Regions from separate parts of the Homo sapiens genome. Here region 1 is linked to region 2. The links are chromatin contacts, found by Hi-C or POLR2A ChIA-PET in ENCODE. All regions are on one chromosome and are shown on one strand. Each heading gives the region's core, a stretch centred on a gene start or an enhancer-like site at or near the end of the contact. The rest is flanking DNA. Distances are from core to core; before and after follow the strand shown. Region 1 has its middle 68 kb from the start of TRK-TTT2-1. Region 2 overlaps MIR100HG (mir-100-let-7a-2-mir-125b-1 cluster host gene).

Evidence for each region. Hi-C counts contacts between places; a loop is a spot of excess contacts on that map. ChIA-PET counts read pairs that join two places held with the same protein, here RNA polymerase II (POLR2A).
Region 1: a loop to region 2 is called in a map with no recorded cell type, with 2.0 times the contacts of the local background. The contact joins two enhancer-like sites. A Hi-C loop is called at or near these places in 1 of 37 single-sample maps with no recorded cell type. POLR2A ChIA-PET finds 5 or more read pairs at or near these places in 2 of 52 experiments (PC-9 and Panc1).

What each region holds. Positions count from the first base shown.
Region 1 is chr11:122,489,821-122,494,684 of GRCh38, reverse strand. No RefSeq gene overlaps it. Among named protein-coding and RNA genes, the nearest start is that of TRK-TTT2-1, 68 kb to the left of the region's middle. Within about 2 kb of position 2,999, at least 2 of the 41 ENCODE cell types and tissues checked have a DNase peak (open chromatin) inside an H3K27ac peak, as active enhancers do.
Region 2 is chr11:122,331,765-122,336,806 of GRCh38, reverse strand. The region is part of intron 1 of MIR100HG (mir-100-let-7a-2-mir-125b-1 cluster host gene); the gene reads left to right. Among named protein-coding and RNA genes, the nearest start is that of MIR100HG, 89 kb to the left of the region's middle. Within about 2 kb of position 1,666, at least 4 of the 41 ENCODE cell types and tissues checked have a DNase peak (open chromatin) inside an H3K27ac peak, as active enhancers do.

The DNA.
Region 1 (4,864 bases), core at 1,750-4,249, 160 kb before region 2:
AATAGGACTCAGTCTTGAATCTACAAGTGACACCAAGCCTGAAATGATGCTGAGGTTGGAAGCGATTTAGTTCACTTGAATTTTATTTGGGAGATAATGTTTTCCTTCTGGGAAAAGAAATGCTAATGAAAAAATCGCCTCTGACTACAACTCTGAAGTAATATGAATCTGGCCAGAAATATGATCTTATGAAAACTCTCCAAGCAAAGCATCTTATACCCATGTCTACAGCTTTGGATTGACATTCTAATGTTTGCCTTTCTCTGGTTTCCAGAGATCAGGGTGGAGAAAGGCGCCAGGGTAACAAGCCAAATAGGTCTATTATGGGATGTCATGCTCACTGGGCATGAGTGCTGTCTCCTAAGACATTTATAGCATTTATTACTCAGCCCAACTTTAATAACACATGGACAAGCCTGGGGCAATTTGTAAAGGATCTGAGAGTTTTTTTGTTATGAATGTCTGTATTATAAAATTAGTGAGTCTCAGAATTGGACTGGGTTAAAAAGATGATCTCATCAAAGGGGTCTCAGATTTACTAGGGAAGAGCTGTTTTCAATATCCCTGACATCCCAAATGGTCATGGGTACTATAGGGACATTTATAACGATACATTGGTAGATGGTGACTGTTAAGTTGTTAGTTAAGACATGGGCAAAAATGGCAAATACTGACTCTACCTTTTCCCTTGGGGCCATAGAGAGGAAGGACAGAGCACAAATGTCAGCTATCCTAATCTTCCTGGTATAAACCATGGTGAGGAGAACGTGACGGGAACCAATGATACAAGTCAACCAAGAAAGATTCCAAAATCTTGTAGATAATGCCTCTCAAACTTTATTGTTCATCAAATTACCTGGAAACCCTGGTAAAATTCAAATTCTAATTTAGGAGATCTGGGTGGGGCCTGAGATTCTGTATTTCTAATAAACTTCCAGGTGATGCTGATGCTGCTGATACATGGACCATATTTTGAGCAGCAAAACTCTACAGTCTACCGTATCAATGGGTCTGTTGGGAATTAAGCCCCTTGTTAACCATCCCAAATGAAGAAGAAACAGACTCTTGGCTGATAATGTTGAAAAGTTTACCAAGTTATAGATGATCAGAATTGAAAAAGGTTTTAAAGGTCACTCAGTTAATTGGTTTCTAAGTTATTTTTGTTTTTATTGTTTTTTTAAAAAAATAATTTCTTTTTAAGATTAAGATTACATGCAGAACATCAATATATAAAACAGATCAAAGCTCTGATTAAATCTGGAGCAGATTGCTTGGAGCCAACTCATCCTCCCATTACTCCACTCAAAGACTCCTAAGTCATTTCCTTAGAACCCTAGGACTCTGAGTAATACTGTTTTAAAACTACTATCCTTATTCAATGCATTAGGAAATTTATTATTTAAATTTATTATATTTATGGAATCCAAATCCAAATATCCTGATTGCTAGTCTGATGTTTCTTCCAGTATGCCAAGGCCTTATAATTTATTTGTTATCTTAGTTTGGAAACTAATTGTCAATGATGCAGGCAACTTCTGGCCATCTGGGCTCGAATCAATCTCTGTCACAAAACCTGTGGTTTGCTACATCCTTTGTACCAGAGCTAACTAAGTGGACTTGGGAAAATCATTAAATATTTCTGGACCTCACATTTCTGATGTACATAATGGAGAAATCTATAACATTTTTTTTTTAGATGAAATCTCGCTCTGTTGCCCAGGCTGCACTGGTGCGACCTCGGCTCACTGCAACCTCTACCTCCCGAATGGAAGCAATTCTCCTGCCTCAGCCTCCTGAGTAGCTGAGACCACAGGCGTGCAGCATCACATCCAGCTAATTTTTTGTGTTTTTAGTAGACGGGGTTTCACCATGTTGGTCAGGCTGGTCTTAAACTCTTTACCTTAAACGATCCACCCACCTCTACCTCTCAAAGTGCTGGGATTACAGGTGTGAGCCACCACACCCGACCAAGAAATTTATAACCCTTTAAAAAAATATCACCTCAGAGAAGCTCAATAAACATTCACTGAATATAACTTAAATGAGGGCAGAGACTCATCATAATCCCTATGAATGCCTTCCATGGTGCCTTTCATGAGCAAATACTCAACAAATATTTCTAAAATAAAGAATGATGATGGTAATATCACAGGCAGAAAATCATTAAAAAACTCGTAGGTGTTATTAAAATGTAAGGGCGCATTAGGATTATCATCATATTCAAAAAAGCTGTAAATTATCTATAGTGCTCTGCTGAGCGTTGACAAAAGAGAATCATGTTGTCTCTGTCTCCGGCATCTGGTTGCTTGCAACCTGTGACAAATAACCATGATGGGGATATATAGGGCTTAGTAAGAGTTGAACACAAAGCTAGTCCTTTAAAAAGATATTAGAAAGGAAGATTTTAATGTAATATGCAGATATGGGAAATGCATTTCAGATTGAGGAACAAAGGAACGTATCTTTTGGGTGAAGAGTAAAGACAGCAGTCTCAATTTTTTTCAAACTAAGTAAGGCAAGCATGTTTTGTTAGTTTTCTTCTGAGAAAGTGGAGAAGGTATCATGAAAGAAATGGAATCCCCAGAAATTTGCTATTTTCAACTCTTCTGATTACAGGTTAAAATGTTTGTTTGAGTGGAAGTTAAACTATTAGCTGGCTCACTTTTGGTCAAAGGCCAAGGATAGAAAACAATTGTACTTTATGTAAGAAGTGCACAGACAACAAGTGCAAACTTTCCTCCTCACCCATGTCTTGTTCGTTTCAGTGAGAAGCGAGGCAGTGGGAACGTAATGCATAGGTGAATTGGTTGAGGCTGGACTATGAAATGAAGACTCTGTAGCAAGCATGCACACTTTAAACAACGGCACCAGGATCCATTTATCTTCTTTTCTTACTTGCAAAGCCTTGGCTGAGAATATCCGCTGGTTCTGTTGGAGAGAGGAGACTTCCTGAGACATGATGTAATTTCTGCAAAGGGGAAACACATGTTGAGTCTTGCAGTACAAAACAATGTTGAGGTGCTGCTAGCTGGCCCTGTCAGTCACATGACAGGATACAGTGTATAGTTAGGCAGCACTATCCAGGAGCCTGCAGAGCATGGAGTTTGTGGGTAGGGAATGGAAGAAAAAGTCTCTGAAGCTTTTGAAATGCAGAGACTCCATTAAGTTTATAAGAGTTTGGAAGAAATGCTTTTCTGTTTTCAGTTATAACAATCTTCCTACTCAGAATACAGCATATCACACATGTGCTCCTTTTTACCCAAGAAACAGAAGGTACTTATGGTGTTTGTGTCAAGAATAAGTTTCAGCAAATTCACATTTTAAATTCAGCAAGATGAGTGAAAATTTTATCAACAGTATCATTCTCAGTGAATTTCTCATAATTTCAGATAGCTATCATGGTGTAGTGGGCTATACATTGGTAAATGGCTTCATAGAGACCTTAGGTTTTTCACCTTCCCTCAACACTTAAAAACTGGATACGGATTAATAAGTGTCAAGAGGTGAGGTTTGGTTTGACTAGGAACCAGGAGTTTGGCTAAGATGATATCTATTTCTCTATCTATCATCTATTTATTATTAATTAGCTGCATAGTCCCTTACTAGGTGCCATGATAATTACGAAAGCAAAAGTAAGTCAGTTCTCTTCTTTAAAGAGTTATTCTAGAAGGCGAGACAATAGAAATATAATCATAAGAAAAGGCATAAAACCTTGTTACTCAAAAGTGGGGTCTGCTCAGACCAGCAGCATTGACAGCATTTAGGAGCTCATGACAATCCAGCTCTCAGGCGTCCCTCCAGATGATTCTTATGCACGTGAAAGTTTGAGAAATACTGGTATAAATGTTTATATGGGAAACATAGAAGAGGAAGAAATTGCTTCTGGAAAGATGACAATGAAAGATTCTAACAGACGTGTGCATTGAGCTAGGCCTTGAAAATGGTTAGCTAAAGTATGTGCAAAGGCGTAGAAGTGATAAAACAGTGGACCAGAGAACAGGGAGTAATCCAATAGGCAAATGTATGTGGGAGAAGAGGGAGATGAACCTGAAAGATCCTTTAGGGCAGATTACCATACTAGAAGTCTGGGATTTTGTAGTATAGATATGAAAGTGTGATTACTTCATGTTTAAATAGAATAATAGAAATAATAATAGATAAGAATAGGAACAGTAATACTAACAATAACAGTATACTAACAATACTATTGTTAGTAACAATATTATTACTAACGATACTATTGTCAGTAACAATATTATTACTAACAGTATTATTGTTAATACTAACAATAATAGTATAACAAATTTCATATTCAGAGTTTTTAAAGTAAGAGGTATTATTTTATTCAGTCCTTATAGAAATTATGTGTATTAAGAATTATTACTACACTCATTGAGAGGCAGATTAGCAGAGAGGTAAAGAAAGACTTTTAATTTAGTACTTTGAAATTCCATTGTCTTCTGACTTGCAATATTTCTGATAAGAAGTCCAGACAAGTTATGTTTTCCCCGTTTAGATAATGTAATGCATTTTATTTCTGTATATGCTTCTAAACTTTTCTATTTATCATTGGTTTTTGGCATTTGATTATGGTGTGAACTGGCGTTTCTTAAAAATCAAATTTGGAAAAATTTTAGCCACTATTTTTTCAAATACAATTTCTGTTCTTCTCCCCTTCTACAACTCAAATTACACATTTACTAGCTTGCTAGAAGTTGTTTCACAGGTCACCAAGATTCATTCAATTTATTTCAGTTTTTTTTCTGTGTCATGCATTGCTTTGGATAGTTTTTATTGCTGTTTTCAAGCTTACTGATCTTTTAATATGCTGTAATCCAGTAAATTTATTAACTTTGCTAATGTA
Region 2 (5,042 bases), core at 417-2,916:
TTCAGATTGTAGCCTGAAAGATGTGTGTTGTGCAAAAAAATCTTGTTCATTTGAATTCATTTGTGGATGGATCAGTTTAAACTTATAAAGAAATTTGAACTAAAGAGGAGATCTAAAAGAAAAACACACGGTATTTACATGAAAGTTATAACAGAGACCTAAAAGCTGGAGGGCTCAAGAAAGCCTCTGGTCCTTTGGTGACGTGTTATTAAAATAACTGTCCTTTTATAGAGAAGCCACGGAGACCCAGGGAGATCAGGTGGTTTTCCCCAAGCTCCCACAGCTAGAAAACGGCCTGGAAAATGCAGAAATCAGGTCTTTCCAGGGAAAAACTGACTGCTCCCTTCTGTGCTGTGTCAGAATTAACAAAGTGTTGCCATTTAGAATTTTCATGTAACTTTTCATGTATGTATAAAAATTATAATATTATATTTATTTGTATGTAAGTTGATGTTTGTAAAGTGCTAAAACTATTTTTCTGTCTTTTCCTGTTGGCACTGAGTTTTTAAAGAGACCTGGCAGTAACTTACAAAAGTAAGTTTAGCTGTCTGGTTTGAATTATCCTGAATTCTGAAATAGTGTGACTCAAATTAATGAGATTTTGTGTTGATTCTTTTCAAAGAGAGATTAGTATCACCATGAAGGAGATATTCTGTTGGATATTATACTAAATTTAAGAAAGCTTTCAAATAATGCTTTGACAATCAATTTCCCATGCCTTTATTCTGTTTCTTAAAACATTTTTCTCTTCTTTATTACTTACATATCCCATGACCTTCTAAAGAACATTCTCTTAGTATTTTCTTACAGAATTGGGGATTCATTTATAGCAAACATCTTTTCATTTTTATTTTATTTTATTTTATTTTATTTTATTTTATTTTATTTTATTTTATTTATCTTTTAAAGCCATTCTGTTTGGGTACCTGCTTGCCCTGTTCTGTTTGATATCAAGAAAAAAGATTTAATAGCCATAAATGGAACTTTGTAACAAGGCTGGTTCTGTGGGGTTGAACAATCCCAGTTGTGTGAACTTTTCCAAGCTATGCTTATCTAAGAAAAGATACACACTGTGCCTAAGAGTAGAGCAAAGAAAGTGAATTTCTCTTACCTTCACTCTGCAAAAGACTGTTACAATTAGACCAATACTCATCTCTTGGGCAACACTTAGACACTATTTTTGCAAATGCTGGTGCTGACCCGGATCATTTCTTAAAGACCATACCAGCTCTAGAATTCTGTTTCTATGATTTTTTTGCTCCTTGGTTTCAAAGATTCCACCACTTCAGCTGGCAAAGTTGTTTGCACTTTGAACCATCTGTTGTAGGGATGTCATTTTTGGGATTTGGACTGATGGAGACCCTGTGCCAATGAAAGCACACAAAATTACCATCATTTTGAATGTAAGGAGTGCCTAAAACTCTCAGGTATTCCTACCTGAGTTGGTGGTCAAATTGTGGCTCAAGAAAATCTGATTAACTTTCCCTGGACCCTTCTAAGGCAGATGTCAGTATACAGTCTGGGTCCCTCGGTCTCTGTGAACACACACTTTCTCCTGATACGGAGTACAGTGATGAAAAGCAGTCCTCTGGAGGTGATCATTTTCTCCGTCTGTGTTTTCCTTGGCATGGGAATGGAACATGGAGGTCCCTGGGCCCTCAGAAGATGGGCCCTCTGCACGTACTGCTCGGCTCCCAGGCCTGCGTTTATGGAAAAAAGTTCCTAAAGAAACAAATTGAAATTGAGCAAGATCAAGTACTCACTTGCGGGTTTCTGCAAAAGTTGCTTTTTTAAAAATTTCCTCTATCACTAGCTTGTGGAAATGTTTTAGGGCTGCCTCATCTGGAGAGATATGTGCATTAAGTATAAACAGTTTTATAATTTATATCTTTTTCTGTTCTCCTGGGGCTTCAACACACAGGCAGTCTTATTTGCGTTCTCTCCCTGTTTTTTTTTTTTTTTTTTTTTTTGCCTGTTTCAGGCTGTCTCGGGGAATACAATTCTCCTTCTCTTCAGCTTTGCAGCCTGTGTCTTTTGTAAGTTAATGGTATTTGATTGTGGTCAGAGTGTGAGGAAACTGCCCTGCTTCACAAGGAAGGTTTTTCTGTACACCCACTAGCCTCTTCCACCGCGTTTCAAATTCTGGAACTGACAGCTAGAAGCAGTGGTAGGAGGTTGAAGGATTCAATGGCAAAACCTTAATCAAGGACCAAGTACCATCCTCTTTGCTTTCTTCTCTGGGAGTTTTAATGAGCTTGATGGTTTGTCATAAACATTGGCCCAAGTGTGGGGACAGATTCCCCCACTGTTAAAATTGTTCTTCTAGAGAAAGTTAGCTTCCTTTAGATGCAATGCTATTTTTTTTCAGACTACAGAGAGTACTTAACCATTCTTAAACTTCATAACTTATAAGTGGAAACCTGTTACTCTGAATATTTTTAAAGCATGTAGAGATATTTGCAGGAAGAATTTATGTCTTAGGAGAGTCTAGATAATTAAATGTTTTGATAAGAACTGTTCCCCTTTGCCTCTTTGTCTCCAAATCAGCAAAGAGCCAAATATCAAGCCCTCCTCTGCTGTTGCCCCTAACAAGTCTCTTACTAAGTCTGACCAGGAAAATCGACCCAATGTCATTCAGTGTAGACTTCAGGGGCAGAAGGAAAGAGGCCGATGCAGTCAGTGCACTGGCCCTTCTGCCTCCAGGTTCCTGCTATGTTCTGGAGGAAGTATGCTATAGTACAATCCTGAATTTCATGCATTAATTCACTCACGCCAAATGTCTAGGTGCCCACACATAGTGTGTTGGGTGCTGAGCTAAGTCTTAATGTTCAGGAGCCAGTAGTTTAGCTGTTCAAGATAAACAAGTATGTAAATAAATGGATTGAAGTGTTGTGCATATTGTAATAGATATATGTAGAGACAATGGGGAGAAATAAAGGATCTCCGGCTGGATGAGGGTTACTGGAGACAGGAGGGTACTTAGCATTTCCTCTGGTTGGTCCCACCAAGGAATTAGGATAAACATGGAATGTCTGCACTTTTCCAGACATTCCTTTCCTACTTCTTAGTAACTGTCATGAAAAGTCCCACCTGACTGACTTCTCCGTGCTGGGCGGGAGCACCTGCCACTGGTGAGGCCCTCTGGTACAGAACTCTGGCATGCATGAAGTCTGACTCCCTGTAAGAACCTGTAATGAATTTTACAGTGCAGAACTCAATATGAATAAATGAATGAATGAATAAACAAATGAGTGGCATGGCTCATTGTCCTGGCTTTGTTACTAACTCATTGCGTGACCTCCTTTTCAATAATTTTAGAAATGGCTGCTCTGCTTCATTTCATGGGGGCTGGTATGAAGGATCAAGTGAGACGACAAAGGAAATCGTTGAAATGGATAGAGGACAGTACTTAAAAAAACTATACAAATGTAAGGAAATGCTATTAATCATTGTCCTTTCAGGCAAGACATGATCGTTATGGCAGGCAGGTGGGAAAAAGAGAAGGAAGAAAGGAAGAAAGGGAGAGAAGGAGGGAGAGAAAAGAAGGTAGGAAGGAAGGAAAGGAGGGAGGGAGAAAGAAAGAAATGAAGAAGAAAAAAGTGAAAAACAGAATGAGGTGGGAAAGGAAAGAGAAGGGAAAGAAACAGAACAGAAGAGAAGAAAAGAATACAATGAAACACATCACATGGACACTCCACTCGAATCACACTACCTTCTCTGCATAGTGCAGAAGGGTGCAGGTGACACTGGGAATAATGAGGAATCTGATAAAGAGGGATTGTGTTACCCTAGAAGGCTGTAAATTACTGGATTGGGTTGGACATACTATTCAATGATCAGAACTTACCTTTGATGGTTCTACTGAATTTGTGGCAGCTGAGGGGAACTTTTTGGCTACACAAATGACATGGAACCAGCCCTGCCTGCTTTTAAGATTATTGTGTATGCCTCTTTTATAGCTTTAGACGGGAGGCAGTGTATTGTTTAATAGAACACTGCTAGCCAGAACATAGGGAAAATCAAATGCTGCACCCGGGAATAAGTCCATTGTTTTCATCACAGACACAAATATGACATTACAAATAGTCACACATATATAAAGATTCCTTATGATAAGCCTTCAAAGGACAAATGTTAAAATATTAAAGAAGGTCATTGCCATACTTGAGCACATGCTGTGCACTGAGAACTGTAGCACGTCTTTGGCAGGTGTGTGCGAGAGGATTTAGTATATGAACAGGGACACAGAAGAACTTCAAAGGTAAAGAAGACATACATGCATCCAGCAAGCATGTGAAGAAAAGCTCAATATCACTGATCATTAGAGAAATACAAATCAAAACCATAATGAGATGCCACCTCACATCAGTCAGAATGGATGTTATTAAAAAGTCAAAAAATAATAGATGCTGGCAAGGTTGCAGAGAAAAGGGAATATGTACACACTGTTGGTGGTAGTGTAAATTAGTTCAACCATTGTAGAAAGCAGTATGGAGATTCCTCAAAGACCTAAAAGCAGAACTACCGTTCAACCCAGCAATCCCATTACTGGGTGTATACCCAGAGGAATATAAATTATTTTACCATAAAGACACATGCATACAAATGTTCATTGCAGCACTATTCATAATAGCAAAGACATGGAATCAACCTAAATGCCTGTCAATGACAGATTGAATACAGAAAATGTGGTACATATACACCATGGAATACTATGCAGCCATAAAAAGAATAAGTTCTTGTCTTTTGTGGGAACACAGATGGAGCTGGAGGCTATTAGCAAACTCACACAGGAACAGAAAACCAAAGACTGCATGTTCTCACTTATAAGTGGGAGCTAAATGATAAGAACTTAAGAACATAAGGAAATAACAGGTCAGGCAAGGTGGCTCATGCCTGTAATGCCAGCACTTTGGGAGGCCGAGGCGGTGGATCACCTGAGGTCAGGAGTTCAAGACCAGCCTGACCAACACGGAGAAACCCCGTCTCTACTATACAAAAATTAGCTGGGAGTGGTGGTGTGCACCTATAATCCCAGCTAC